6 separate regions of the Homo sapiens genome follow, and all the other regions are linked to region 1. The links are chromatin contacts, found by Hi-C or POLR2A ChIA-PET in ENCODE. All regions are on one chromosome and are shown on one strand. Each heading gives the region's core, a stretch centred on a gene start or an enhancer-like site at or near the end of the contact. The rest is flanking DNA. Distances are from core to core; before and after follow the strand shown. Region 1 holds the start of MRPS34 (mitochondrial ribosomal protein S34). Region 2 holds the start of UBE2I (ubiquitin conjugating enzyme E2 I). Region 3 holds the start of E4F1 (E4F transcription factor 1). Region 4 holds the start of BAIAP3 (BAI1 associated protein 3). Region 5 overlaps CLCN7 (chloride voltage-gated channel 7). Region 6 holds the start of TELO2 (telomere maintenance 2).

What was found. Hi-C counts contacts between places; a loop is a spot of excess contacts on that map. ChIA-PET counts read pairs that join two places held with the same protein, here RNA polymerase II (POLR2A). Pooled maps may share reads with other maps.
Region 2: a map of naive thymus-derived CD4-positive, alpha-beta T cell shows a loop between it and region 1 (14-fold over the local background). The contact joins the promoter of UBE2I here to the promoter of MRPS34 in region 1. A Hi-C loop is called at or near these places in 7 of 168 maps with a recorded cell type or tissue (CD4-positive, alpha-beta T cell, CD8-positive, alpha-beta T cell, aorta and 3 more), 21 of 37 single-sample maps with no recorded cell type and 21 of 50 pooled maps. POLR2A ChIA-PET finds 5 or more read pairs at or near these places in 13 of 52 experiments (A673, BJ, CD4-positive, alpha-beta T cell and 10 more).
Region 3: a loop to region 1 is called in a pooled map, with 5 times the contacts of the local background. The contact joins the promoter of E4F1 here to the promoter of MRPS34 in region 1. A Hi-C loop is called at or near these places in 1 of 168 maps with a recorded cell type or tissue (gastrocnemius medialis), 4 of 37 single-sample maps with no recorded cell type and 12 of 50 pooled maps. POLR2A ChIA-PET finds 5 or more read pairs at or near these places in 4 of 52 experiments (CD8-positive, alpha-beta memory T cell, GM12878, H1 and 1 more).
Region 4: a pooled map shows a loop between it and region 1 (2.5-fold over the local background). The contact joins the promoter of BAIAP3 here to the promoter of MRPS34 in region 1. A Hi-C loop is called at or near these places in 2 of 168 maps with a recorded cell type or tissue (B cell and naive thymus-derived CD4-positive, alpha-beta T cell), 7 of 37 single-sample maps with no recorded cell type and 8 of 50 pooled maps. POLR2A ChIA-PET finds 5 or more read pairs at or near these places in 3 of 52 experiments (CD8-positive, alpha-beta T cell, RWPE1 and WTC11).
Region 5: a pooled map shows a loop between it and region 1 (3-fold over the local background). The contact joins the enhancer-like site here to the promoter of MRPS34 in region 1. A Hi-C loop is called at or near these places in 1 of 50 pooled maps. POLR2A ChIA-PET finds 5 or more read pairs at or near these places in 3 of 52 experiments (B cell, H1 and HCT116).
Region 6: a map of mammary epithelial cell shows a loop between it and region 1 (4-fold over the local background). The contact joins the promoter of TELO2 here to the promoter of MRPS34 in region 1. A Hi-C loop is called at or near these places in 3 of 168 maps with a recorded cell type or tissue (chondrocyte, dorsolateral prefrontal cortex and mammary epithelial cell), 15 of 37 single-sample maps with no recorded cell type and 20 of 50 pooled maps. POLR2A ChIA-PET finds 5 or more read pairs at or near these places in 6 of 52 experiments (CD4-positive, alpha-beta T cell, CD8-positive, alpha-beta T cell, WTC11 and 3 more).

What each region holds. Positions count from the first base shown.
Region 1 is chr16:1,771,308-1,774,729 of GRCh38, reverse strand. MRPS34 (mitochondrial ribosomal protein S34) reads left to right here and starts at 1,596. Exons shown (of 3, transcript NM_023936.2): 1 at 1,596-1,931; 2 at 2,084-2,126; 3 at 2,217-2,835. The coding sequence starts at 1,611. The coding sequence ends at 2,509. EME2 (essential meiotic structure-specific endonuclease subunit 2) reads right to left here and starts at 1,920. Exons shown (of 8, transcript NM_001257370.2): 1 at 1,256-1,920; 2 at 889-1,025; 3 at 378-470. The coding sequence starts at 1,502. NME3 (NME/NM23 nucleoside diphosphate kinase 3) reads left to right here and starts at 3,187. Exons shown (of 5, transcript NM_002513.3): 1 at 3,187-3,241; 2 at 3,320-3,422. The coding sequence starts at 3,196. RefSeq lists enhancers at 1-674, 1,532-1,671, 2,462-2,551 and silencers at 852-911, 922-1,031, 1,042-1,351, 1,382-1,481, 1,842-1,981 and 1 more.
Region 2 is chr16:1,307,910-1,311,331 of GRCh38, reverse strand. UBE2I (ubiquitin conjugating enzyme E2 I) reads right to left here and starts at 1,696. Exons shown (of 7, transcript NM_003345.5): 1 at 1,559-1,696. RefSeq lists enhancers at 575-1,186, 1,888-2,127 and silencers at 1,158-1,347, 1,548-1,847, 2,338-2,627.
Region 3 is chr16:2,221,984-2,225,405 of GRCh38, reverse strand. It overlaps E4F1 (E4F transcription factor 1), which reads right to left and starts at 1,815. Exons shown (of 14, transcript NM_004424.5): 1 at 1,636-1,815. The coding sequence starts at 1,792. RefSeq lists enhancers at 1-125, 1,381-1,520, 1,751-1,920 and silencers at 1,601-1,690, 1,981-2,120.
Region 4 is chr16:1,331,739-1,335,160 of GRCh38, reverse strand. It overlaps BAIAP3 (BAI1 associated protein 3), which reads right to left and starts at 1,516. Exons shown (of 34, transcript NM_001199097.2): 1 at 1,412-1,516. RefSeq lists silencers at 1,467-1,626, 2,362-2,562 and an enhancer at 3,339-3,388.
Region 5 is chr16:1,458,014-1,461,435 of GRCh38, reverse strand. CLCN7 (chloride voltage-gated channel 7) reads left to right here. Exons shown (of 25, transcript NM_001287.6): 4 at 1-31; 5 at 488-620; 6 at 909-1,018; 7 at 2,249-2,329. Among named protein-coding and RNA genes, the nearest start is that of CCDC154, 15 kb to the right of the region's middle. Within about 2 kb of position 1,514, at least 3 of the 41 ENCODE cell types and tissues checked have a DNase peak (open chromatin) inside an H3K27ac peak, as active enhancers do; they include B cell, where a contact is called at or near this core.
Region 6 is chr16:1,491,733-1,495,154 of GRCh38, reverse strand. TELO2 (telomere maintenance 2) reads right to left here and starts at 1,795. Exons shown (of 21, transcript NM_016111.4): 1 at 1,550-1,795; 2 at 539-909. The coding sequence starts at 873. RefSeq lists enhancers at 1-188, 1,090-1,990, 2,088-2,137 and silencers at 1,358-1,557, 1,568-1,617, 1,788-1,877.

The sequences.
Region 1 (3,422 bases), core at 347-2,846:
CTGGGACACAGGGACCTGGCAGGGGGTCTAGCCTAACCCCACGCTACCTGGCACCACAGCACCTGAGCACTGCTCCCCGCAGGCAGGGGCCAGGCTGTCTGCTGTCAGAGGACGAAGCCTGCAGCCTACTGCCCGGACCCCGGCCTCCTGACACTTCTCAGGATCCTCTAGGAGCAGCTGTAGCCTCCGCAGGTGCCCAGGAGCTTTCTCCATCTCACCCTAGAAACCTCTACGGCTTTGGATCAGAGAGGAGTCCTGGCCTGCCCCATGCCCCCTCCAGCCCCGTCTACAGGGGCAGGGACCGGCGGAGCAGGCGCCTCCCGGCTGGGAACCCACCCCTCCTGATTAGAGAGGGACTACTGCCACCACCCGAGCACCTGGGTCAGTGTGGCGACGCCCTGCAGAAACTCCTCGGGCTCCAGCAGCAGCAGCAATTCCTGTTCACCTGCAGCCCACACTTCAGGAGGCAGCTGTGGGGACATGGGGACGCGCTGCTGCCTGTCTCAACCCCGGGTGCCCCAGGGGCCCTGCCTGGGCAGTCCAGCAGCAAAGCGGTTCGTGGCCCCAGCCAAGCCCAGGCCCTGACAGGCCTGCTCTACAGAAGCCCAGTGTTCCCTTTCCTGCCAAGGCCAAGCTCAGGCCAGGTCTCTGTGGCTGGCAGGAATCCAGACCACAGCCTGAATCGAGACGGAACCTTCTCCAGCCAGCTCGGCTCTATACCAGCAGAACGGCTTGGGCACCTCCACTTCCCGTTCTCCATCCTTGCTTTACCCATCCGCGAGACGCGCACGGCCCAGGGCAGCTGCCTCAGGGACAGCTCCAGGGCTGAAATCATGGAAGCAAAACAGCCAACTCGCGGCTGGCCCTCGGGAACCCGCGACCACTCACGCTGCGGGGGCAGGGGTCGGGACTCGCTCGGGTCCACCGCAGGCTGCGGGCCGGGCGCTGGGGCTCGATGCGGCACTCGCAGCCCAGGGCCTCCAGGGCCTCCATCAGGACGTCGGCACCGGCGTCTTCCAGGATGGCTGGGACCGGGGGAGAGGAGCGCGGTCACTGCTTCCTTCCACCCTCGCGAGCGCCCTACCTGGGCGGGTGGCCGGACCGGGGAGTCTCCATTCGGCACAAACCCCCGACTGGGAGGCGGGCCCGGCCCCAGGCCCCTCGGCACGCGCGCCCCGCCCAGTCGGACAGAGGGCGCCGCCTGGCGGAGAAAGGCCTTTCCTACCCCGAGTATCGCCCGTGCCCTCCGCCGCACCTGTGTCCACGCACACCGCGAGGCGCTTCAGGACCTGCTCCGGCCGCAGCAGCCGCAACGCCTCGGCAGCCGCCCTGCGCTCACCCGCTGGGTCCCGGGCTCTCGCGGCGGCCTCCGAGCCGGCGGAGTCCTCAGCGTCGGAGTCTGAGATCTCCCAGGTTGGAGGTCGCCGCTGACCGCTCCCGCCCCGTCCCCGGCCCCGGCCCTGGCAAGAGACCCCCGCCCTCCCGGGTCCAACCCGCGCCATGGCCGGACCGACCTCTTCCTCGCTTCCGGCCGCGACCGAACACTTTAGCCTGGGACACCGGCCTCTTCCGGTGACTTCCGGCCGGACCGCTGAGGACGCGGACCCGCCATGGCGCGGAAGAAGGTGCGTCCGCGGCTGATCGCGGAGCTGGCCCGCCGCGTGCGCGCCCTGCGGGAGCAACTGAACAGGCCGCGCGACTCCCAGCTCTACGCGGTGGACTACGAGACCTTGACGCGGCCGTTCTCTGGACGCCGGCTGCCGGTCCGGGCCTGGGCCGACGTGCGCCGCGAGAGCCGCCTCTTGCAGCTGCTCGGCCGCCTCCCGCTCTTCGGCCTGGGCCGCCTGGTCACGCGCAAGTCCTGGCTGTGGCAGCACGACGAGCCGTGCTACTGGCGCCTCACGCGGGTGCGGCCCGACTACACGGCGCAGGTGCGTGCACCCCGTCCGCACCCCGCCCCTGCAGCCGCCTGGTCTCCCCGCCTCCCCTCCTCCCTGCAGGTTTGCGTGGCTGAGGCTCCCACCTCCTGACCTCGGGGGCCGAGAGCTTTGCGAGCTGACCCCGCTTCCTTCTGGCTTTGCAGAACTTGGACCACGGGAAGGCCTGGGGCATCCTGACCTTCAAAGGTAAGGCTCGGGAGAGCGGGTGCCCGGCAGTTCGATGCCGACCGCCGACGGCACAGCAAGTGTGTGCAGACGCCTCTTTTTCTTCATCAGGGAAGACTGAGAGCGAGGCGCGGGAGATCGAACACGTCATGTACCATGACTGGCGGCTGGTGCCCAAGCACGAGGAGGAGGCCTTCACCGCGTTCACGCCGGCGCCGGAAGACAGCCTGGCCTCCGTGCCGTACCCGCCTCTCCTCCGGGCCATGATTATCGCAGAACGACAGAAAAATGGAGACACAAGCACCGAGGAGCCCATGCTGAATGTGCAGAGGATACGCATGGAACCCTGGGATTACCCTGCAAAACAGGAAGACAAAGGAAGGGCCAAGGGCACCCCCGTCTAGAATGCCAGAACCAGCGGGTGGCCTTAGGGGCTGTGAGGCAGTGGGGACCTTATTGATGAAAGAAACCGTCTTTGCGTTACACCCGAGTCTGCCTCTCGGAGCAGGGAGCTCACCTTCCGCGACGTGTTCTGAGGGTCTGCATCTTAGGGGGGAGGGCTGGGGCAAATCGCCACCTGTGCCTTTCCTCTGGCCCTGCTGCCCCCACACCCAACTCCGAGGGCCCACGCTGGGGAAAGCGGGAAGCGCTCGCTCCCTTTCCCCCATTAGTGCTCTCTCTGCCTGGATCCCGGCAGAAGCTATGAAAGGGAATAAAGAGAAAAGAAGTACCCAGGGTCGTGGTGTCTTTGCGCTCTGTCTTTAGGACCGGGGAGAGAAGGGCTGACGCTGTGGTCGTGGCCCTGGCCGGGGGGGCGCGGGGGGGGCGGGGTTCGGGCGGTGCGGAGCAGGGCGCCGCGTGGGTGGAACCACCTGGGCGGGTTGTGGGGGATACAGTTAGTGTCCGAGCTGCTGGAGGAGACTTGGCCTCCGCAGCTGCCCTCCGGCCCCCCACGGCTGCCGGGTTCCGGGGTGCAAGTGAAGCAGCCTCCCCGCGGAGGCCGCAGCGCCCCGACCAGGCCTCTTTAAGCGCAGGCCCCGCCCCGGGCGCCACCGCCCCGCCCCGCGGATCCCGCTCCCGCACCGCCATCATGATCTGCCTGGTGCTGACCATCTTCGCTAACCTCTTCCCCGCGGGTGAGCCGCGCGGCGCGGGCCGGGGGCGGGTGGCCGGTGCTGGGCCGGCCTGACGGCCCGTCCCCGCCTGCCCCGCAGCCTGCACCGGCGCACACGAACGCACCTTCCTGGCCGTGAAGCCGGACGGCGTGCAGCGGCGGCTGGTGGGCGAGATTGTGCGGCGCTTCGAGAGGAAGGGCTT
Region 2 (3,422 bases), core at 447-2,946, 460 kb after region 1:
CGGCCAATCTGTTACAATGTAATCACAACACAGATCAAGCGTTCAAAATTCCGCTGAAAATCGAATTTGCCCTTCCAAATTCACAGATAGGCACTTAGTGAACGGCTAGTAGTTACTAAACGCTTCAGAGCAAGAAACTTTTATGATGCAAAGACAAAAACAACCCTCATCTATTAGAGCCAGGCAAGGCCCAGACACTGCAGAAACGGGGACAGGGCCGGGCACTCCAGGAGCGGCCCGAAAGTCTGCCTTCTGTCCTCCTGCTGGGCGCCCGCAACCGGCTGAGCTTTAGCTTCTCGGATCACCGCCTTGCTCTGCTGGTTGACAGCACCGACTTCAGAGCAACTTCCTGGCTGAGGGTGAGCAAAGCACTCACCTCCCACAACTCCACCGCACTGATCTCCACAACGGGTGGTCGCCACGACAGGCTGGCACAAGAAGCCTTTAAAGGCCCTCCTGCACCCAAATGCAAACTCTCCCAGGCTTGGGGAGGTATTCCCTTCTGCAAGACCCAAGCACCTGCAGTCGGGAGACGCTTACCTGGCCGCACCTGATCTGCCCCAGGCCCCGAGAATGTTTCTGAAGCAAGATCCCAAACCCTGAGACACCATACAAGCGCACACCAGCAATCACCCAGTGGCCTAGGGAACGGACCTCTCTGAATGAGCAATCAGGGCAAACTGAGGATCCGTCCCGTCTTCCGTTGCATAGGTTCTCTACCCAAAGGCAACGTTTCTTGAAGAGCAAGAAACACTTGGGGTAGGTCCTGTAAAAGGAAACAAACCGAACTCCCCAAAGACAGGCACTTTGCAAACAGAGAAACTAAGCGTAACTTCCAATTATACAAACAAAACCACTTCATTCTGCGATTCAAGCGTGACTACAGGCCACGATCACAAGCCCAACTAATCATTCCCTTACATTCCTCCTACGCACGTTAACTACCAGAACCAACTACTATTCAACCGATAAAAAGAGATGTCCAAAACAGAATAAAACTCCCCCTCCAGCGAGGCGCTCACGTTCAGGGCCCCAGCAAGCGCCAGCGGAGCATCTTCAGAGGCACAAGAAAACTTACACTTGTTTTGGTTTTAAGGCACCGAAAACAAGCCCGCTCGCCGGCCCCCACCCCCGCGAGCCAGCGATGTTGCAATCCAAGACTCTCCCCCCGCGGCCCATCCTATCCGTCCGCGGGGCGACCGTGACCCCGGAAGCCGCTCCCCGCGCAGGAGGAAGGCGCGGCCTCGCGGGGCCCCGGCTGCAGGTGGCTGCCCCGGCCCCGCGCCAGGCGCACCTCGGGGGCGAAGTGGGGGAGCCCCGGCCCCGAAGGCCTGCGGCGGCCCGGCCGCTCGGGCCGCAGCCCAGCGGCGCCAGCAGCGCGGACCGAGCCGGCGCCGAGCGCGGGGCCTCTCGGGCTCCCCGGAAAGCTCGGCCGCGGCGCGGGGCCCGGCTCGGCGGGGCGGGGCGCGGGGCAGTCGGGGGCCCGGGCCCAACAGGAGTAGAGGCCTCGGCCCGACCCCCGCCCCGCGGCCCCGGCCCGGCCCCCGCACGCGCTCACCTCGGGCGGCCGCAGCCCCGGCGAGCGTAGCGGACAGGTGGAGGACCGAGCGGGGCGGCGGCGGCGGCGCTTCCCTTTGTCTCGGGACTTCCCTCCGGAGCCCGCTCCGCGCGCAGCCAGAGCAGCTCCGAGGACCCTGGCGCGGGCGGGGCGCGCGGGGCGGGGCCTAACGCGGGGCTGCCCTCTGCACGCCTGCCTCGCGCGCCGCTCCTGCCGCCCGGCCCCGAGCGCCTCCCGCGCCGCCGAGCGCTCCCCGTTGCCCGCGCCCCGCCGCCGCGCGCCCGCGCCCCGGGTCCGCCCCAGGAGCCCGGCCGGGGGGCGACTTTCCAGTCAGGCGGCGCCCTGGACACCTACGCCCTTAAAGGAGCCGCGTCCCCGATGTGAGGGAGCGTCTGTAAACTCCCCTTCGGGCTGCCCGCGTCCACCCGAGGACACGCCGGCAAGCAGCGGGGGAAAAAGGAAGCCGAGATCTCCAAAGGCTCCCCGGATGCCTGGCGGTCACCTCTCCAGCCACAGGTCCCGGAGGTTTCCTTGGGGTCAGGTCCTGGGGCCGGGGGTCAAAGACCACTGAGGCCTAAGGATCCTCTGAAGCGTCGCAGGACGGTGACGCTCCCGCGAGTTCAGCGCCCTGTGAAACCCCTTGCAATTGGCCAGTTCGGGGCGGTAGGCGGGGACACCTTCTCATCCGCCCAATGAGCTGACCCCGTACAAAAGGCCGAATGCGAGCATGACCGACGGGAGGAGAAGTGTGGATGCTCCCTAAACCGGGGGCTGGCCCTGGGCCGGGGCGCGGGCGGGACGTGGGGGACCGCGAGCGGCGGGGGCGGGGCGAGCCCGTGGGGGAGGGGCGCTTCCGGTCCCCCCTCCCGCCCACGCAACAAGCAGGACCGGGTCGGGAGGCCCCCAGACCCGCGAGCGCGCGGGACAGTCCGTTCGCCAACGCGCGACCGTGCTGGCCCCCGGGCTCTCCCGGCCCCCCCGCCCGCATTTCGCCGACGGCGGGGCCGCAGCCAAGGTCACGGTGTCCGGGTGCTTGGGGACCGCGGGGAGTGACCACATTCATTCATTCCCTCCCTCACTCATTCATTCATTCCCTCCCCTACTCCGTCATTCCCTCCCTCACTCACTAATTCCCTCCCTCCCTCACTAATTCCCTCCCTCCCTCATTCATTCGATCCCTCCATCACTCAATCATTCCTTCCCTCTCTCACGCATTCCCTCCCTCACTTACTCATTCATTGCCACCCTCACTCACTCATTCCCTCCCTCACTTACTCATTCATTCCCACTCACTCATTCCCTCCCTCACTCACTCATTCCCTCCCTCACTCATTCCCTCCCTCACTCACTCATTCCCTCCCTCACTCATTCCCTCCCTCACTCATTCATTCCCTCCCTCACTCACTCATTCTCACTCTCACTCATTCCCGCCCTCATTCATTCATTCCCGCCCTCATTCATTCATTCCCACCCTCATTCATTCCTTCCCTCCCTCACTCATTCCCTCTCTCATTCATTCCCTCCCTCCCTCACTCACTCATTCCCTCCCTCACTGATTCCCTCCCTCACTGATTCATTCATTCCCTCCATCACTCATTCATTCCTTCCCTCACTCATTCCCTCCCTCACTCATTTCCTCTCTCATTCATTCATTCCCTCCCTCCCTCACTCATTCCCACTCTCACAAACTCATTCCCTCCCTCACTTACTCATTCCTCCCTCATTCATTCCCTCCCTCATTCGTTCATTCCCTCCCTCATTCATTCATTCCCTCCCTCCCTCATTCCCTCCCTCCCTCATTCATTCATTCCCTCCCTCATTCATTCATTCCCTCCCTCATTCATTCCCACCCTCCCTCATTCAT
Region 3 (3,422 bases), core at 566-3,065, 450 kb before region 1:
CACCTCAGCCTCCCAAAGTGTTGGGGTTACAGGTATGAGCCACAGTGCCCAGCCATCTGCAGCCTCATAGGACAAGCTCAGAGGGTACAGACCCAAGCTCCATCTCCAAAAGCTCTCAGTGCCCCCAGGAATGAGCCCTTAGTGCATCCCCAACACTGCTCTCGGCACATGACACACAATCTTTTTTCTTTTTTTGAGACAGTCTTGCTCTGTCACCCAGGCTGGAGAGCAGTGGTGCGATCTCGGCTTACTGCGACCTCCGTCTCCTGGGCTCAAGCAATTCTCCTACCTCACCTTCCCAAGTAGCTGGGATTACAGACGCGCACCACCACGCCCAGCTAATTTTTGTATTTTTAGTAGAGAAGGGGTTTCACCATGTTGGCCAGGCTGGTCTCGAACTCCTGACCTCAGGTGATCCACCCACCTTGGCCTCCCAAAGTGCTGGGATTACAGGCGTGAGCCACTGCGCCTGGCCACAATCTTTATTTTAATTCCCATGATGCTTCTATGAGGCAGCAGAGCCCGGAAGTTAAAGGGGCTGTGAAGGCCTTCACAGTGCTGAGATCCAATCCAACCCTTGCTACTTAACTACCTGGGTGACCCTGGTCATTTTCTTTTCTTTTGAGACGGAGTCCGGCTCTGCCGCCCAGGCTGGAGTGCAGTGGCGCGGTCTCGGCTCACCGCAAGCTCCACCTCCCGAGTTCACGCCATTCTCCGCCTCAGCCTCCCCACTACAGGCGCCCGCCACCACGCCCGGCTAATTTTGTTTTTTTGTATTTTTAGTAGAGACGGGTTTCACCATGTTGGCCAGGATGGTCTCCATCTCCTGACCTCGTGACCCGCCCGTCTCGACCTCCCAAAGTGCTGGGATTACAGGCGTGAGCCACCGCACCCAGCCCACCCGGTCACTTTCAGGTCTCCAACCTTCGATTTTCCTCATCCCCAAAATGAGAATAACAATAACATCCACCTGTCAGGACTGGTTTGAGAATGAAAAAACCTAAAGCAGGATAAGGGCTTGTTACATTACTGGCAGAAGCCGCCGCCCCATTCTGTAGGGGAAATAGAGGTTCACAGAGGTAGGGTCACCTACCCAGGATCAAAGAACTAGAAAGCGGCAAGTGTGGGACTGGAAGGGGCCACAGGCTGGCTGCAGTGCACCAGCCCTCTTGCACTAGGCTCTGCTGCCTCCCTACGGACAGGCCCAGAGCCCAGATCCTGGAGAAACCGAGGCCCCACCCTCTTGGAACCACCAACAGGGCCCTAGACGCCCATCAGGTGCAGGAGGAAGGGGCCCAGAGGAGGGGAGGGCCAGGCTCAGGCATCGGAGGCAGAGAAGGGCCGGGACGCCGGCGTCTGCGAATGTCTACACCGGGCGCCCGGGGGCTCAGCAACCCGCGAGCACTTGTGGACGCACACCAGAGAGGGGGGATGACAGGCGCCCCGCAGGAGAGGCCCGTGAGGGTCGCAGCAAACCTGGGGGTTTCGTGGAGGGCTGTGAGGGTCCCGCGAGATCCGCGAGGTGTCTGGGTCTGGGAGGGTCGGTCGAGCCCGCAGCTCGGGCCATCCGGGCCTCTGCCAGCCCGGGATGAACTGCCCGCACCCCGGCCGCACCCTCCGGGTCGGCCCGGTTACCTTCCTCGCTGAAGGGCGCCGGGAGGCCGAGGAAGCCGCTGGGGGCCAAGGCCGCCGCCACCGCCGCAACTGCACCCTCGCCCGCTTCCCGCCCGGCTTCGGCCTGGGCTTCTGCCGTATGAGCGGCCGTCACCCGCACTGCCATCGCGCCCTCCATGTCGCAACGCGCCGCAGGAAGATGGCGGATTTACGACCATGTCGTCATAACAACGGGCCGCGCCGAGGCCAGCGTGAGGGAACGGCAAGAGGAGGGCGGGGCAGAACCGGAGCGGATTGACGGACAGGCGGGGAGCCGGGCCTGGATAGCGGTGTGGCCTTAAAGGGCAGAGGCGGGGCCGGGCGCGCTGAGAGCGAAGATGGGGCGGGACTGTGGGGAGGGCGTGGTTACGGTGGAGCAGATTGCCAGCCAGGGGGCGGGGCGGCAGAAGGACCTATGTTCGAGGCTGCACTCGGATTTGAGAGCCAGAGAACGCGAGGGGCGAGCGGACTGGCGGCTGCTAGGCAGCCGCGCCCCAGCGCTTCCGTACCTAAGGACAGGTCGCCCCGCCCGCGGCTGCTGCTGGGAAGCCGCCACAGCTCCAACCAGGGGTGTGGTGCCTGCTGCCCACTGACCGCCTAGGGTGTTAGAGCCTCCCAAGATGGTTACCCGGGTCACGGGAAAAGAACACGGGTCGGGGATGGCTCATGGGTAGCTCTGCGAAGCTGTTTTATTCTTTTATATACTTTTAATTTTTTTTTCTTTCTTTTTTGAGACGGAGTCTCTTTCTATCGCCCAGGCTGGAGTGCAGTGGCGCGATCTCGGCTCACTGCAAGCTCTGCCTCCCGGGTTCACGCCATTCTCCTGCCTCAGCCTCCTGAGTAGCTGGGACTACAGGTGTCCGCCACCACGCCAGGCTAATTTTTTGTATTTTTAGTAGAGACGGGGTTTCACCGTGATAGCCAGGATGGTCTCGATCTCCTGACCTCGTGATCCGCCCGCCTCGGCCTCCCAAAGTGCTGGGATTACAGGCGTGAGCCACCGTGCCCAGCCACTTTTTAAATTTTTTAAAATTTATTTGCATTATGTATTTTAAATAGAGACAGGGTCTTGCTGTTTAGACTAGGCTGGTCTCAAACTCCTAGCCTCAAACCATTTTCCCATTTCGGCCTCCCAAAGTGCTAGGATGACAGGCGTGAGCCACGACTCCCAGCCACGTTGAATTTTTGGTTTTGGAGATGGGGGTTGTTTTTGGTTTTTGTTTGTTTGGGGTGTTTGTTTTTGAGACAGAGTCTCACTCTATCACCTAGGCTGGAGTGCAATGGCGCGATCTCACTGCAGCCTCCGCCTCCTGGGTTCAAATGATTGTCCTGCCTCAGCCTCCCGAGTAGCTGGGACTACAGGAGTGCACCACCATGGCCAGCTAATTTTTGTATTTTTAGTAGAGACAGGGTTTCACCATGTTGGCCTAGATGGTCTCAAGCTCTTGACCTCACGATCTGCCCGCCTCGGCCTCCCAAAGTGCTGGGATTACAAGCATGAGCCACCGCGCCCGGCCTGTTTTTGTTTTTTGAGATGGAGTCTCGCTCTGTCACCTAGGCTAGAATGCAACGGCACGATCTTGGTTCACTGCAATCTCCGCCTCCCAGGTTCAAGCGATTCTCCTGCCTCAGCCTCCTGAGTAGCTGGGACTACAGGCAACTGCCACCACACCCGGCTAATTTTTTTATATTTTTAGGAGAGACGGAGTTTCACCATGTTGGCCATGCTGGTTTTGAACTCCTGACCTCAGGTGATCCGTCCCCCTTGG
Region 4 (3,422 bases), core at 267-2,766, 440 kb after region 1:
GGCGACTTGCCCAGAGCCCAGATGTGAACCTGGGACTCTTAAGCCAAGCTGTCTCCTGCCAGGCCATTTGGGGGCTCAGGGTTGGGGGCAGTGAGGCAGCTGAGTCTGGGGGCAGCGGAGCAGAGGCTGGGTCAGCCTTCCTCCCCAGTGCAGGCTGTCTAGGAACAAACGCCTTCAACGTGTTGGGGGCGCCCTTCTTACCACATTTGGGGCAGGGGGTTAGCTGATGGTGCCCTGGGTGTGTGCCTGGGGCGGGAGGTGGCAGGACATCTGCCCCACAGGCTGGCTCTCCACGCTGCCCTCTTGGTCTTCTCTCCAGCTTCCCTGCTCTTCCTCCCTCAGCCCCCCGACTCCCCTTCACCAGGCCCTGGGGGTTTCCCGCAGGAATCTCTCCCTGGTCTCACCGACTCCTCCAGATGGCCCCTGCGAAGCCGATGGCGGTGCCCAGGTGCAGGTCACCTGGCGGGCCCGCTGCAAACGCTGCTCCCCGGGGTCTCATTCCAGTCGAACCCCGGGAATCTGCATTCTAACAAGCGCTGCCGGTGGCCTTGGGCTCCCCGAAGCCTCAGACGGCTGCCAAGGTCCAGCCGCTGGCGCCCAGCAGGAGCGCAGGAGACCGGAGCCCGAGGCGCCTTCTTCCTCCCCTCGCCCGTGTCTGCGCAGCGCTCCCTCCTCCCTCTGCTCACCGACCCCCTCCCTGCCCCGCCTCGCGGCACCCCCTTTCCCGGGGCCCCGGGCGCCCGCAGGAGCCACACCCCCAGTTCTATGGGGGTCTCTCCCCTCGGAGGGGGCGGGCGGTCCGGGGTGAGTCTGGGGGCGGGTCTAGTGTGTCACTTTAAACTCCTCCCCCGGAGACCCCGGCCCAGGCAAGAGCCCACAGCCCTTTGCCGAGTGGGGCTGAAGGAGGGGCCGCTTTGCACTCGCAGGGATTTCGGGGGGACTAAAGGGCCTTACGAGGACCTGCGGGAGGAGGGAAGGGACGAGGACGCTGGGGGGTGCAGCCCGCCCGGGAGGGGTGCTGGGAGGCCCCGGGCCCGTCTGCTCCCCCGGGGAGGGAGGCGCGGGGGTCGAAGCCTCGCTTGGCGGCTCAAGTGCGGGGGAGGCCGTCGCCAGCGCCCGGATACCCTCCCCGTCCGCTCCGCAGTGCGGACCCCACCGCCGCACCCTCTCCTGCGCGTTCGGAGGGGAAATGCCCCCGAGACCCCGCCCCTCCAAGCATGCGCGGCCTCAGTTTCCCCAGGGCCGAGGGGACGTCGAGACCTTCCCACCGCCCCCCGCCTCGGAGGCCACCCCCGTGCCTCCTGGGGGACCCGGACCAAGGGGGCGGCGGCCGTCGGTCCGTCCGGGTTGGGGCGCGGGGCCGAGCCCAGACGGCGGCCCAACAGCACTGGCCGCAGCCCGCGGCACTTACCGTGGGCCGGCGCGGGGATGGGGGGGCTCCTGGGGCGCTGCGCTCGGCACCAGCTCGGGGACGCCGAGGCACAGCTACCGCTCCCAGCCGCGCGCGCCGACGACTGAGCAACTGCTGGGCGGACGCCGCTGCGGGGGCGGGGTCTGACTGGGGGCGGGGCCGGGCCTGACCGGGGCGGGGCCTGACCGCGCTCGCCCCGCCCCCCGCGTCCACGGCGCCTTAGGGGACCCGGCCGGGGTCTCCGTGCCTTGAGCCGGGCCGGAGCCCCCTCCCCCGGGATGCGGGGCTGTGAGTCAACCCACAGGTGGCTGCGGGACGGGGAGCGGGCTTGGCTGCCTCGGGACCCCGCCTGGCCGCGCGCGCCCTCCCCGTGGCGCGTGGGGTCTAGAAGGGGGTGGTCGGCGGGGTCTCCTCCGCGGACCCCAGGGAAGCCACGGTCACGAAGACCAGCAGCGGTGCAGACCTTTCTGGAAGGGCCTGACTCAGGGACACCTCGCGGGCCCCGCCGCTCTCTTCTCGGGGCGGGGATGCGTCCTGCAGGGATCCACTCGGGACGCCCCACGCCCACGCGGACGGTCTGTGGGGCGATCGTCCCTGGGGCTCTGGTGAGGGCCCAGTTGGCGCTTGTGGGGTCACAGCCGGCCAGAGCCCCCGGAGCCCCTGGGGTCTGCACTGGACCCCGCCAGCCCCTCCCGGGTGGCTCCCCGCTCTTCCTCCGCTGCGCTGTCCTGGAACCCCAGCGGGCCCGCGGTCTCCTGCAGGGTTTGTTAAGGCATTGATGGGTCCTGTCCCCAACCCGCTGGTCCCGAAGTCTGGGTGGGGGCGCGATCTGCGTTTTTTCCCTTTTTTTTTCAGACAGAGTCTCGAAAAAGCTCTCAAAAATAGCTCTCAACCAGGTTGGAGCGCAGTGGCACCATCTCCACTCGCTGCAACCTCGAACTCTCCGGCTCAAGTGGTCCTCCCGCTTCAGCCTCCCCAGTAGCTGGGACCACCCGCCGGCTAATGTTTTTTGGTTTCTTTTGTGGAGATGGGGGTCTCCCTATGTTGCCCAGGCTGGTCTCAAACTCCCAGGCTCAAGGGATCCCCCTTCCCCGGCCTCCTAAGGCGCTGAGATCACAGGTGTGGTCCCCACGCCAGCCAGCGCCTGCACTTCCCAGCTCCAGTCTGCTGCCGCCAGTCCAGGGACCACACTTTGAGAAGTCCGTGCTAAGCATGGTCCTGTCGGGGGCCTGAGGCTCTCAGACTTGCCGAGGGCGCAGCGGCCCCCCGGTCGCACCTGCCCTTGGTCGAATACAGCTGGACACTCGCAGCCCTTTGGGGACAAGGGGTGGGGGGTGGTCAGACTTTGGAGTTTTCACCCGAAGGGCACCTGGGCAGCCCAAGGCCAGACAGGCTTCCAGAACACAGCTCTTCAAAGGGAGGGGGCCCGTCTGCCAACAACTGTCTTGGCTTCTGGATCCCAACTCACTCAAATCCATGCCCGCCCCACACCTGTCTGTGCAGGATCGGGGGCAGGACCCCTGGGTGGGCTCTCCTTCGGGACGCTCGGCCCAGGCTCTGCCGGATCCTGACCCAGCACAGCCAGGCCGGTGGGGGAGGGCAGGGAGCTTGCAGGAAATGCAGGGACTGGCTGGGACAGGGACGCGGTGGGGGAAGCAGGGGAGGGGGCCTGGGCCCTCAGCCCCACTCTGTAGCAGTGTTCTCCTGAGGGGCTGGTGGGTCTGGAGACCGGGTCTGGGAGTGACGCCCCTGCCTCTGCGGTCTTGCACCAGGTTCTGCCCACCTGTTGGAACAAACACAGGCCGGTTGCCATGGTGATCACACTGGCTTTAAGTGAAGGGACAGGCTCTGCAGCTACGGTAAACAGGAAGTTGGGAGGGGCAGCCGCTGCTCCGGCCCCTACGAGAGCACCAACCCTGAAACCAACACTGCAGTCCGTTGGGTGCGGGAGCACCCTTGGAGACCTCTCCCCACTCTTTTCTAGGTAGGGAGACTGGAGTCCGGAGACGGG
Region 5 (3,422 bases), core at 265-2,764, 310 kb after region 1:
CCTGGAGGAGGAGCGGCGGATCAATCACACGGTGAGCTGGACGCCGCTCCCTGCAGGGCCCCACGGTGCGGGGCCTGGTGCCGGCCGGGCCTGGGGCTGCTCTTCTGCCGGGGTGAGGTGACGCACCTCCTCCCTCCTCCTCTGACTCCGCCTCTGAGGCCTGTGGTTCGTCTGGTTTCTAGAGACAGTGGGAGGGTCACGGTCACCGTAACCAAGAAGGCTGCTCTTACGGCCGCCAGATGCGGTGCCCAGCATAACAACCGCTGGCTGTGAAGTTGTTGGGAATTCACCCACCTCCCCGAGTCACCCTCGGGCCCCGGGTGCGCCTCAGATGTTGGCCAGAAACTGTCCTTTGTGGGACTCAGCGCACCGTGCACACTGGGCCCTTCATAATCCCGGGGCCTGCAGGCGGTCTGGGCGGTCCTGCTGCTGCCAGAGTGACTGCGCCAGGGCCCTGCCTGACCCTCGCCCTGACCGCGCCCTGCAGGCCTTCCGGACGGTGGAGATCAAGCGCTGGGTCATCTGCGCCCTCATTGGGATCCTCACGGGCCTCGTGGCCTGCTTCATTGACATCGTGGTGGAAAACCTGGCTGGCCTCAAGTACAGGGTCATCAAGGGCAGTATCCTTCCCAGTGCGGCCGCTGCAGCTTGGGAGGGGGGCGTGGCCTGGGCCGAGTCCCGGGCAGAAGTCCTGAGCCCAGCGTGTTCCAGTGCAGGTGGAGGCGGCCCGGCCAGGCTGGCTGTGTCCCTGTCATGGTTGGGCCGTGAGACGTCTCTGGGATGTCCAGTGAACATCATGGCTCCACCCAGCAGGGTGGCATCTGCCAGGCTGGTCTGTGGGGCAGGGCTGAGGTCTGGGCTGGGTGGTCATGACGGGGAAGCAGCCAGCCCTCCTTGATGAGCCCCAGATATCGACAAGTTCACAGAGAAGGGCGGACTGTCCTTCTCCCTGTTGCTGTGGGCCACGCTGAACGCCGCCTTCGTGCTCGTGGGCTCTGTGATTGTGGCTTTCATAGAGGTGGGTGGCAGGATGCCGCAGCTATGGCGGACCCCATGAAGGATTGGGGGTCTTGGTGAATGGGCGGGAACCCCTGCAGCTCACCCACCCCCACCATCACATTGGCTGACAACCCGGGCACTTTTAGAATCACGTGGTCCAGACTCACAACCTCAGGAGGAGCAGACACACCAGGGCCTCTTCACCCCCAGAGCCCTGGGGTGCTGCTCCTGACCTACCAGCACAGGCCTGGGCACCCTCACCCCACTCCGCCCCTCCTTCCATCTCCTCACTCTGCCCTCCCCTCCTTCCATCTCCACCTCCGCCTCCACCACGTCCTTGATCTGTGTCTGGGCTGGGAAGAGTGAGAGCAGCTACCCCAACGACATGAGACCCTTCCCTGGGGCCCCAACGTGTGTGCTGCTCTTCCCTTCCCTGAGGCCCCGACGTGTGTGCTGAGCTCCCCTTCCCTGGGGCCCCGAAGTGTGTGCTGCTCTCCCCTTCCCTGAGGCCCCGACGTGTGTGCTGCTCTCCCCTTCCCTGAGGCCCCGACATGTGTGCTGAGCTCCCCTTCCCTGGGGCCCCGACGTGTGTGCTGAGCTCCCCTTCCCTGAGGCCCCGACGTGTGTGCCGCTCTCCCCTTCCCTGGGGCCCCGAAGTGTGTGCTGAGCTCCCCTTCCCTGGGGCCCCGAAGTGTGTGCTGAGCTCCCCTTCCCTGAGGCCCCGACATGTGTGCTGAGCTCCCCTTCCCTGAGGCCCCGACGTGTGTGCCGCTCTCCCCTTCCCTGGGGCCCCGAAGTGTGTGCTGAGCTCCCCTTCCCTGGGGCCCCGAAGTGTGTGCTGAGCTCCCCTTCCCTGAGGCCCCGACATGTGTGCTGCTCTCCCCTTCCCTGGGGCCCCGAAGTGTGTGCTGAGCTCCCCTTCCCTGAGGCCCCGACATGTGTGCTGCTCTCCCCTTCCCTGAGGCCCCGACGCGTGTGCTGCTCTCCCCTTCCCTGATGCCCCGACGTGTGTGCTGAGCTCCCCTTCCCTGGGGCCCCGACGTGTGCGCTGCTCTCCCCTTCCCTGGGGCCCTGACGTGTGTGCTGCTCTTCCCTTCCCTGGGGCCCCGACGTTTGTGTGCTGAGCTCCCCTTCCCTGAGGCCCCGACGTGTCTGCTGCTCTCCTCAGCTCCTGGGGCTCCTGGGGCTGAGGGGCTGCATCTGTCTCAGCCTGGCCGTGACCCACTCAGCCGTGCTTCCCCTCTTTCAGCCGGTGGCTGCTGGCAGCGGAATCCCCCAGATCAAGTGCTTCCTCAACGGGGTGAAGATCCCCCACGTGGTGCGGCTCAAGGTGAGGGTGCGGTGGCCCTGGCTGGGCAGGGTGGGCGCCCGCTCTTTGCTGGTTCAGGAGCAGCTCTCTTGGCTGCCTGCCTTCCAGAACTGGCCTCAGCCACCCTGTGTACTGGTGGCACTGTGTGCAGATGGGCTGGCTGGGTGTGAAGGGGTCACCTTTTTTTCTGAAAGTGGTAACAACTGGTATTTGCACATATTAAATTACGTAAGAAATGAGTAGTCATACAGAAATGCTTGCGTGGTGCATGTGTGACACAGCTGTGCGACGCGTCTGTGACTGTGGGCTGCGTGGTGGTGACTGATTCACCGTGGAAGCTGTCGTGGTAGTGGGCGTGTAGCAGTTTCCCGCTTTCAGTTTGCCTCATGGTCATTTACACTTGGTGTTATCAGAGCATCTGGTTCTGGAGGTGCTGGGAGTCCTGACCCAGTTCCGCTGTGGTTGCTTCTGTCTGTGCCGCCATCGTTCCTTAGCCTGAGACTTGCCGCAGCCCCGTCCCGTCTGAGGATGGGTGGGCAGCATGGCCGCTGCCCCCTGGGGGTGCTTCCGGGGCCTGGTCCCCGTGGCCAAGGAGCGGGACCAGTGTGTCCCCTCTGGCGAAAGCTCCCAGGTGACCTTGGGGTGCCCCTGCCCTGTGGTGGGAGATCAGGTTTACTGGAGCAGCTGGGAATGGCGACCCGCCTGTCACCCGCGCCAGGCTGGCCTGAACCTTCTTGGATGTTGCTCTATAACTTTTGTTGGCTGAGGGTTGAGTTTGCTCGGCATCTTTAACATACAGTCCTCCCCCACACACTCAGCGCCCTTGTGTTTAGGGTCTGCGCCCTTGTGGGTTCTGCCCTGGGGCAGGGAGGCTGATAAACACCTTACACACCTTCTCAGGTGGAGAGGATGAGGCCCCTGGGGGCGGGGAGCAGCCGAAGGGAGAGGGGGCATCGTGGAGCCGCAGGTGACCAGCCTTCCAGTGCCAGGGGTGTATGAGGAGCCTTGCTAGGCGGGGCTAGCGGGAACACCTCCCCTGTGCTGGCCACGCTGGCGGAGGCAGGTGTGCCTGTAGGATGCGGTGGGCGGCCCAGCTTTGCCTCAGGAAGGAAGG
Region 6 (3,422 bases), core at 546-3,045, 280 kb after region 1:
TCTCGGGGCCCTGAGCGGCTTCCCCAACCTGGAGTCTCACTGGACACCCCTCCCCTGCTGCTGACGCGGATAACTCAGTGCTTGCTTTGATCACAGCAACCTCTGAAAACCCAGCTTCTCAAGATGCAGTGTCCCGGCAAGGACTGCAGTGTGATCTGAGGCTGAGCCTGGGAGCCGGCTGGGGCTGGGAGTCCACATGGGACACGTGTCAGTGATGACAGCTGTGCTTCCCTGGAAAACCTGGAACGTCCCCAGCTGACGGGCTGCCTCTGCCGCCTGGGATGTGAACACTCCCACCCCATCCCTCTCTGACACAGCCGGACGGGGAGCAAGTGGGGGACTTTGTGAGACACAGCAGGTGCCTCCCGTCGCAAAGGAGACAGACACAGACCGCTTCTTCTGTTCAGGGGTTCAGCCAGGAGCAGGCTCTCTCTCTAGCCCCTCACAGGGACTAGAGAGGCTCTTGGTCCAGTCCTTCAAGCCACTCTCATCACTTCTGAGGCTACCGGCAACCCCAGGATGGGCCCAGCCCACTCACCCCGCAGCACCCTCGATGGTCTCCATCAACACCAGGAAGGCTTGGTCCGCCGGGCCCTCCAGGAAGAAGCTGGCCCACAGCTCCTCCAGGCGGCCATGGGGCAGCAGCTCCAGCCAGGCTGGGCTCAGCCTGCTGGCAAGACATCTGAGGACAGGCGAGAAGTGGGCCGAGGCAAACTCCTCCTTCTCCCTCGGGAGCGCTGGAGGCTCCATCTCACCGAGATACCGCTTCAGGGACTCCAGGGTGCAGAAGATGTGGCCGCCATCCTCCGAAGACGAGAGGGCATGAATGGCTTCCCGGACGGCGAGTCGAACCTCTGAGGGTGCTGGCTCCATCCTGCAGGACAGATCTGGGCGTCACGGGAAGACGACCTGTGACATGGACACAGGGCTCAGCTTGGGGCACGGAAATAATCCACACAAGCTCAGGAAGCCCCTCGGTGAGCGCCCCGAGACCCCACACCCCTCAACCCTGGTCCCACCCAACCCTGTCCCGCCTCCTTCCCCTCCAGTGCCTGCCGGTTTCCACCCAGAGTTCGCTCCTCCGCTCGGACCCCAACGCTACCAGCCACTGCAGGGCTTCTCAACCCGGGCCACTGTGCCCAGGGAACATTCTCAGTTGTCTCAACCGGGAGTGCCACTGGCGCGAGAGGGAGGTGGAGGCTAGAGATGCTGGTGAGTGTTCCCCGGGCACAGCGCGGCCCCACGCGTCCTCGCACCCAAGGCGGGAAACTCGGCCCGCGGGAGCTGCCGGCCCTCCCGGCTCCCTGAGCGGTGAGAGGTGGCTCCAGTCGCCATTCCTCCGCCCCTTAGAAACCAACAGCTTACGGGGAACACGGGTTCGGGGCTAGAGGAGCCGCACGCGGACCCGCCCCCGATCCAGGCCCGGACCCCGACCTGTACCCGGACCCCGACCGGACTCCTACCCGACCTGGACCCGACCCAACCAGACCTGGAGCCCAACCCGACCCAACCGGACCCCCGATCCCCGATCCCCGACCCCCAACCCGACCTGGACCCGGCTCCCGGGTGACTGCAGCGCGCTCAGGCGCCGCGCGCCACCGATTCGCTGCAGCCGATTCCCCACGGCCGCCGCGGCCCCGGACGAAACGCGATCGCGGCCCAGCCGGTTGGCCCCGAGCACGAGTTCCTGGGTCCGGGCGAGGCTCCCGCGGGTTTTCTTGAGCCTCTGGGGCGGGTCTCCGCGGGCCTCTCAGCGCGAATCTGCGGAGGACGCCAGGCGGGAGGGCGCATCTGCGCCTGCGCTGCGCGGGGACGGGGCGGAGCCTGGACGCGGGAGCGGGGGGCGGTGGGGTGGGCGGGGCCTGACGCGTGAGTGGGGCGGGGCCTGAGGGCAGGGCCGCGCTTCCCCACGTGGCTGCGAGCTGGGTTCGCTGCGCCCGGGTGGTGGGTTCTCGCCTTAGTTTCTCCCATCTCGGTCGTCCCTACCCTGGAGTGATGTCAGCCGTCTCTTCCCTCCGCCTCGGGTCCCACATTCTCTCCAGAACGCCGAGCGTTCGCTCTAAGGCAGATGTTTACCAAGACAGGCCTGGCTCGTCTTCCCCGGATGTAAGGCTCTGCTTTCAAGGGTCAGAGGCCAGTAAGGGAAACGCACGGTACACAAGGAAGTAAAAGAGCAGTTGAGATCATGTCAGATCTGAACAATTGCAGCTCCGTAAATGAGGCCGGGTCGTGGAATAAAAACTGCGACCAGTAGGGTAAGCGCTAGACGCATGTGGCTCTGTAAATTAACTGAAGTTAAATAAGTCCAGTTCCCTTGCAGCACTAGCCCCATCTCAAGGGCTCGGTACTACCTTTGGCTGTGGCCGCCAGGCTGGACAGCCGGACACTGAACATTTACAACATGCAGTGCCTTCTGTACACCGCAGCGGAGTGTGGGGGGCTTCATCTTTGTGGAGGGGGCAATCCAGGAAGACACCTAAAGAGGCGCCATTTCAGCAGTGATGGATGTGGGAAAAGCTGGGGAACAGTTATCCATTCAACAAACATTGATTAAATGCCTGCTTGGTGCACCAAGCCTTCTGAGCAACAAATGATGCAAAGTTCCTGCTCACCTATCGGGGGAACAGATAAAGTACATACGAAATATGCCAGGTGACAGGCCTCGAGCAGAAAAACTGGCAGAGGCCGGGCCCGGTGGCTCACGCCGGTAATTCCAGCACTGGGAAGCTGAGGTGGGAGAATCGTTTGCACCCAGAAGTTCAAGAATGGGAAAAATAGTGAGACCCTGTCTCTACAAAAAATTTAAAAATTAGCCAGGCACGGTGTCATGAGCCTGTGATCCCAGCTACTCAGGAGGCTGAGGTGGGAGGATGGCTTGAGCCCGGGAGGTTGAGGCTGCAGTGAGCCATGTTCACTGCCACTGCACTCCAGCCTGGACAACAGAGCAAGACCCTGTTTCAAAAAAAAAAAAGGAATCAAAATAAAAAACCGGTAGGGTAAGAAAATAAGAGCCAGTGGCCGGGCACAGTGGTTCACACCTCTAATCCCAGCACTTAGGGAGGCCGAGACGGGTGGGTCACAAGCTCAGGAGTTCGAGACCAGCCTGGCCAACATGGTGAAACCCCGTCTCTCCTAAAAAAAGAATAATAATAATAATAATAGTAATACAAAAATTAGTTGGGCGTGGTGGCATGTGTCTGTGATCCCAGCTACTTGGGAGGCTGAGGCAGGAGAATTGCTTGAACCCAGGAGGCAGAGGTTGCAATGAGTGGAGATTGTGCCATTGAACTCCAGCCTGGGTGACAGAGCGAGACTCCTCCAAAAAAAAAAAAAAAGAAAAGAGCCAGAGAGCAGTGGGTGCTGTCTTACGTAAGGTGAGAGCTCTGAACAGAACACCTTAGAGCAGAGCCCTGAATGTGTTG